Regions from separate parts of the Homo sapiens genome. Here region 1 is linked to region 2. The links are chromatin contacts, found by Hi-C in ENCODE. All regions are on one chromosome and are shown on one strand. Each heading gives the region's core, a stretch centred on a gene start or an enhancer-like site at or near the end of the contact. The rest is flanking DNA. Distances are from core to core; before and after follow the strand shown.

Evidence for each region. Hi-C counts contacts between places; a loop is a spot of excess contacts on that map. Pooled maps may share reads with other maps.
Region 1: a loop to region 2 is called in a pooled map of heart left ventricle, with 2.9 times the contacts of the local background. The contact joins the promoter of ZP3 here to the enhancer-like site in region 2. A Hi-C loop is called at or near these places in 1 of 50 pooled maps.

The regions. Positions count from the first base shown.
Region 1 is chr7:76,423,431-76,426,821 of GRCh38, forward strand. It overlaps ZP3 (zona pellucida glycoprotein 3), which reads left to right and starts at 1,520. Exons shown (of 8, transcript NM_001110354.2): 1 at 1,520-1,846. The coding sequence starts at 1,535. RefSeq lists a silencer at 622-916.
Region 2 is chr7:76,088,242-76,091,651 of GRCh38, forward strand. No RefSeq gene overlaps it. Among named protein-coding and RNA genes, the nearest start is that of MDH2, 42 kb to the left of the region's middle. Within about 2 kb of position 1,735, at least 4 of the 41 ENCODE cell types and tissues checked have a DNase peak (open chromatin) inside an H3K27ac peak, as active enhancers do.

The DNA.
Region 1 (3,391 bases), core at 270-2,769, 330 kb after region 2:
AGTCTGGCTGGTGGCAACAAGGCTGTCAATCAGTTCAGCATTCCTTCCTGAGGTGGGACACTCCACAACCTTGGTTTGATATTTGAATCTCCTAAGGTCAGTTCCTGGGATTCTCTTAAGTAATAGGCATGTTTCCACATGATGATGTCAGTGAAATCGTGGTATGGGTCTGGTGATCACTGGGAATGCAGGAAAGAATGCAGTGGTTGGGCCAGGTGTGGTGGCTCATGTCTGTAATCCCAGCACTTTGGGAGACTGAGGTGGGCGGATCCCTTGTGGTGAGGAGCTGGGCATGGTGGAACAAGCCTGTAATCCCAGTTACTCGGGAGAGTAAGGCAGAAGAATTGCTTGAACCTGGGAGGCGGAGGCTGCAGTGAGCTGAGATTGCACCACTACACTCCAGCCTGGGCAACAGAGTGAGATTGTCTCAAAAAAAAAAAAGAATGCCCTGGTCGGGGTGAGCTGAAGCCAAGCCCCGCTTCTGCTGTGTCTCAGTATGAACTCCGGGGGATTCACCCAGGAATGAAGAACGCAGGGCCCCTTCTCCACCTCTCTTCACACAGCTGCCTCTGCCTGAACTGACCTACCCCCCGGCCTCCCATAAAATAAGGCAGAGACCCATGAAATTCCTCCTGTCTCCTAATTGATACCGCCTCCTTTTTCTCACACTTGGAATGAGCTCCTTATGTCTCAGATCTAATCCCCCTGACTCTTCAATCAAGGGCTTTCTCCTGTGTCCCCCACAGACCTGGGACAGCTCCCTTGCCGGGCTGCGAGCTTCCTAAGGGCAGGGCCAGCAGGGGATCGGAGGGAAGCTGTGATACATTGTGGTGCACCAGGCAGGCAGCACACTCTTTGCAAACTTTTACATGAATACACATGGGGATTTACAAGCTAAAAACTTTCAAGTGGGCTGGGGCGGGCGCGGTGGCTCACACCTGTCATCCCAGCACTTTGGGAGGCTGAGGCAGGAGGATCACTGGAGGTCAGGACTTCAAGACCAGCCTGCCCAACATAGTGAAACCCTGTCTCTACCAAAAATACAAAAATTAGCCAGGCGCGGTGGCGCATGCCTTCCTGTAATCCCAGCTATTTGGGAGTCTGAGGCAGGAGAATCACTTGAACCTGGCTGAGAAGTGGAGGATGCAGTGAAACGAGATCATACCACTGCACTCCAGCCTGGACAACAGAGTGAGACTCTGTCTCAAAACAAAACAAAACACAACAAAAACAAACAAACCACAAACACACACACACACAGCAAAAAAAAACTTTAATGTGGATACACGTGGGGGATTTCCAAGCTAAAAACCAAATTCTGCTGTGGTCATGCTGGGGTGAAGGCTGAGAGTTTGCAGTTCTAACAAGCTCCCAGGTGTTACTGATGCTTCTGGATGGAGACCACTTTATGCAACAAGGGCCCAGCTGGCTAGGGAAGGGAGGCAGCTGAGAAGCTGAGAGCCCAGGTGGCAGCAGCCAGCATCCCACGGGTATAAGATGGCCAGAGGCGGCTGCCTGCTGCTCTGCAGGTACCATGGAGCTGAGCTATAGGCTCTTCATCTGCCTCCTGCTCTGGGGTAGTACTGAGCTGTGCTACCCCCAACCCCTCTGGCTCTTGCAGGGTGGAGCCAGCCATCCTGAGACGTCCGTACAGCCCGTACTGGTGGAGTGTCAGGAGGCCACTCTGATGGTCATGGTCAGCAAAGACCTTTTTGGCACCGGGAAGCTCATCAGGGCTGCTGACCTCACCTTGGGCCCAGAGGCCTGTGAGCCTCTGGTCTCCATGGACACAGAAGATGTGGTCAGGTTTGAGGTTGGACTCCACGAGTGTGGCAACAGCATGCAGGTAAGAGAGGCTGGGGGCCCTGGCTTTGGTGGGAGGATGTTCGAGGCAGCCGGGTATGGGGACTGTGGCCACCATCGGTGGGAGGTGGGGTTGGGTGGATCCCTCTCACTTGTAGGTGGGGAGGTGGCCCAGTTGAGGCCTGAAGCTGGCACTGAGGTCACCGGACCCAGGGCAGCTCCTGCCTCTGATGCCCGACATTGGGTCGATGGGGTGGAGCCAGAGGTGGCCGTGCACTTCAGGCTGGCCCAAGCCACGCCACTCTCTCTCAGGTGGGTTTGTGACACACACAGGCCTGCGTGATAGGATAGCCCTGTGGGTAGCCTAAGGGGCTGTTTCTAAGGCTGGGGGCATTAGGAACTCATCCTGAAGAGACCCAAAGTATACATTATCTTAAAAACAACAAGTGGGCCGGGTGCAGTGGCTCATGCCTGTAGTCCCAGCACTATGGGAGGCCAAGACTGGAGGATCACTTGAGGCCAGGAGTTTGAGGCCAGCCTGGGCAACATAGTGAGACCCCATCTCTTAAGCCTTTAAAAAAACTAACTGGGGCCTGGTGTGGTGGCTCACGCCTGTAATTCCAGCACTTTGGGAGGCTGAGGAGTTTGAGACCAGCCTGGCCAACATGGTGAAACCCCATCTCTACTAATAATACAAAAATTAGCCAGGCATGGTGGTGCGTGTCTGTAATCCCAGCTACTCAGGAGGCTGAGGCAGGAGAATCGCTTGAACCCAGGAGGCAAAGGTTGCAGTGAGCTGAGATTGTGCCACTGCACTCCAGCCTAGGCAACAGAGCGAGACTCTGGCTCAAAAAAAAAAAAAAAATTCCACATAGATAAGTGGTATGGGGGCGGGGGCATCATAACCTTGGTGTTAAAGACCTTAAAAGCATCAGTGGGTCCCTGGGGGCAGCTCCAAGGGGGAGAGGCTTAACCTGTGGTACATGCAGGAAAAGACCAAGAAATCCAGGCCAGACCTCCCTTTCCCTAGCCAGTGGGGAAAGAGGCTGCAAGGAGAGGCCTTACGGCAGGGCAGGGCTGGGCACACAGCTCCCCAGCTAAACCCTGATCCCTGGACCAAGTTCCTGTGGTCCCATGGAGGGCCTGTCCTCTCCCGCCTCAGGGGAACCTGGCTCCTCCTCACCTGGGCCTAGACCCAGTAGCTTGCCTGGGATGGGGGCAAGTCCAGCCCCTGGAGCCCTCCGGCCAGAGCTCTGGTCTTAACTGTGGTCTCCTGGGCTCTCTTTGAGGACTCGAGGCCCTTGTTTTCCTGGGGAGGGAGGCCAGAGAGCTGCAGGAGTTACTTGAGGAATTATTCCAGTTTAGAGGCTCACAAACATGTCTTAGATTTACTTGGGGAGCCAGGTGCCTGGCTCCCCCCCCTTCTGTGAAATGGGCTTTAATAGGTTAGAAGCTGATAAGTGGTATTTTTTTGTTGTTGTTTTTGTTTTTTGAGACAGTTTTGCTCTTATTGCCCAGGCTGGAGTGCAATGGCGCCTATAATCCCAGCACTTTGGGAGGCTGAGATGGGAGGATCACTTGGGCCCGG
Region 2 (3,410 bases), core at 485-2,984:
AGGCAATGAAACTACAGGCTAGCCCTTGTTCTCAAAAGAATATTTAGCTTAGGTGGTTCTGTAAAAGAGGAATCACATTGTTGAAAACTCATCACAGGTCAGGTGAGGTGGCTCACACCTATAATCCCAGCCCATTGGGAGACTAAGGCAGGAGGATATCCCATGAGGCCAAAAGTTCAAGACCAGCCTGGGTAACACAGTGAAACCTCATCTCTACAAAAAATTAGAAAATGAGCTGGGTGCGGGGGCACATTCCTATAGTCCCAGCTACTTTGGAGGCTGAAGTGGGAGGATCAAAGTGGAAGCTGCAGAAGTAGAAGCTGCAGTGAGCTCTGATCCCACTGCACTCCAGCCTGGGTGACAGAGTGAGAAAACATACACACACACACACACACACACACACACCCCTCATCTCAGTCTGCCCAGCCTTCACACACACACACACACTCATCTCAGTCTGCCCAGCCTTCACACACACACACACACACACACACACACACCTCATCTCAGTCTGCCCAGCCTTGACTAGTGAAAAAGGTCTTCTGGTTACAGAAGACGTATGCTCTTTTTTAGGACCGGGATGGACCAGCAAGCTTGTTCACAGCCTTTCCCTCATCCTCTGCTTAGTTTTCCAAGAAACTTCAGGTGGAAAGGGAGTCCCTGGGGAAAAGACCTAACTCATCAGGTTACCAAAGGAGAAATTTGCATCCTTTGTCAATTAATAAATGGAACACCTGCCTTAAAAACCAGGGAGTTCTGCTAGGGTGAATCACTCCCTACAACCCTGACCTATGCAGGGAATGTAAAAACCTGGAGTTTGGGGACCTATAATATTGAAGGCCACATTGCAGATGTGGAGACCTTACCAAAGTACAGCCTTTCCACAAAGCACTACCGAACACCAGCTGGCTGTCTCCATGGGACACCGCTGTATCTCTGGCTCTCGTTTCCCCCAGAGATGCTCTATTCCAGCCTTCTCTTACATTTTGTATCCTGCACAGTTCCTGGCATAAGGACTTACAACATATCAGGCTGCTATGTTAATGGTGATCTACTGCAGATCCAACTTGAGATTCTGGCAGGGCGCTTTGTGTTTGAGAAATTAAAGGGGAGAGAATGGACCCAGCCTGCTGGAATATAAAAAATTTAAAGAAGAAAAAAATATTAAAATAAAAATTTCTCCTAAAGAGCACTCAAAAGCACACTCCCACCAATGCTAGATCTATTTACCTCTCTCTTGCTTTTTTTTTTCTGAGATAGGGTCTCACTCTGTCACTCAGACTGGAGTGCAGTGGCAAGATCACTGCTTACTGCAGCTTTCAACTCCTGGGGTCAAGCTATCCTCCCACTTCAGCCTCCTGAGTAGCTGGGATTACAGGTGAATGCCACCATGCCTGGCTAATTTTTTAATTTTTTGTAGAGACGGGGTCTCACTATGTGGCCCAGACTGGTCTTGAACTCCTGGGTCAAACTAATCCTCCCGCCTTCGCCTCCGAAAGTGCTAGGATTATAGGCTTTAGCCACTGTGCCCAGTCTATTTATCTTTCTATAACTCATATATTAAATCTTCCTCCTTAAATCACCTCCTACCCACCCATCTGCAGGGATAGCAAACACAGGTCTCAGCAGGTCAGGCAACCTACAGGAGGGAATGAGGCCAGAGTAATGTGGGAGACCAGGGGGAACTGTAGCAAACTGCAAGGTATTCACTTCAATAGTTCTTCAACACTGTGATGGTCAAACCAAACACAGAAACAGGAAGCCCAGTTCAGTCGCCAGCAGCCAATGTGGGATATTTGATCTACATGCTACAGGGCAAACTGCTTACGATAAATGACCTGGTCTCCACCAACCTGCTCTTCAAGTCCAGCCGCTCCTGCCCAACTCCCTACACTCTACTGACACGACCCACATTCACAGTACTCTCCTGAAACTTTGCTTGTTCACTCTTTTTTTATTTTCCCAATGAATATTTCTTTTTCTTTTTTTTACTTTTTTTGAGACAGAGTCCCCTTCTGTTACACAGGCTGAAGTACAGGCGGATGATTATGGCTCACTGCAGCTTCGTTATGGCTCACTGCAGCTTCCGTCACCTGGGCTCAAGTGATCCTCCCACCTTAGCCTCCCAAGTAGCGGGGATTACAGTCATGTAACACCACACCCAGCTAAATTTATTATTTTTTCTTGTCTTTTTTTTTTTTTTTTTTTTTTTTCAGACGGAGTCTCGCTCTGTTGCCCAGACTGGAGTGCAGTGGCATGATCTCAGCTCACTGCAACCTCTGCCTCCTGGGTTCAAGCAATTCTCTTTCCTCAGCCTCCCGAGTAGCTGGGATTACAGGTGCATGCCACCATGCCTGACTAATTTTTATATTTTTAGTAGAGATGGGGTTTTACCATGTTCACTAGGCTGGTCTTGAACTCCTGACCTCAGATGATCTGCCCACGTCGGCCTCCCAAAGTGCTGGGATTACAAGTGTGAGCCACCGTGCCTGGCCAGTTTATTATTTTTTCTAGAGACAGGGTCTCACTACGTTGCCCAGGCTGGCCTTGAACTCCTGGGCACAAGCAATCCTCTGGCCCCCACCTTCCAAAAAGCTGGGATTACAGGCTTGCGCCAACACATCAGGCCCTAACAAACACTTCTTGAGCTCCTACTATATACCAGGCACTATAATAGGTGCCCAGGAAACAGCGGTGAACAAGGTATAACAGTTTCTGCCCTTGGCCGGGCGTGGTGGCTCATGCCTGTAATCCCAGCACTTTGGGAAGCCGAGGCCGGTGAATCACCTGAAGTCAGGAGTTCGAGACCAGCCTGACGAACATGGTGAAACCCTGTCTCTATTAAAAGTATAAAAATTAGCGGGGCATGGTTGTGCATGTCTGTAATCCCAGCTACAGCTACTCAGGAGGCTGAGGCAGGACAATCGCTTGAACCCAGGAGGCGGAGGTTGTAATGAGCTGAGGTTGCGGCGCTGCACTCCAGCCTGGGCAATGAGAGCGAAACTCCGTATCAAAAAAAAAAAAAAAGTTTCTGCCCTCGCAGAGCTTATAGGGTAGCAGGAAATTGATACAGTTTGAACGTTTGTCTCCTCCAAATCACATATTGAAATTAAATCCCTAATGTTGGAGGTGGTGCCTGGTGGGAGGTGTGTGAGTCGTGGGGGCAGATCCCTCATGAATGGCTTGGTGCCTTCCCCAAGGTAATGAATGAGTTCTCTCTCTACTAGTTCATGTGAGAGCTGATTGTTTAAAGAGAGTGGCATCTCCTCCCCTCTCCCTTGCTCCCTCTTCTCAACAAGTGACATGACGGCTCCTCCTTCACCTTCCGCCATGAGAGGAAGCCTCCTGAGGTCTTCACCAGCAGATGCTGGTACTACGCTTTTTTTTTTTTCTGAGACAGGGTCTCACTC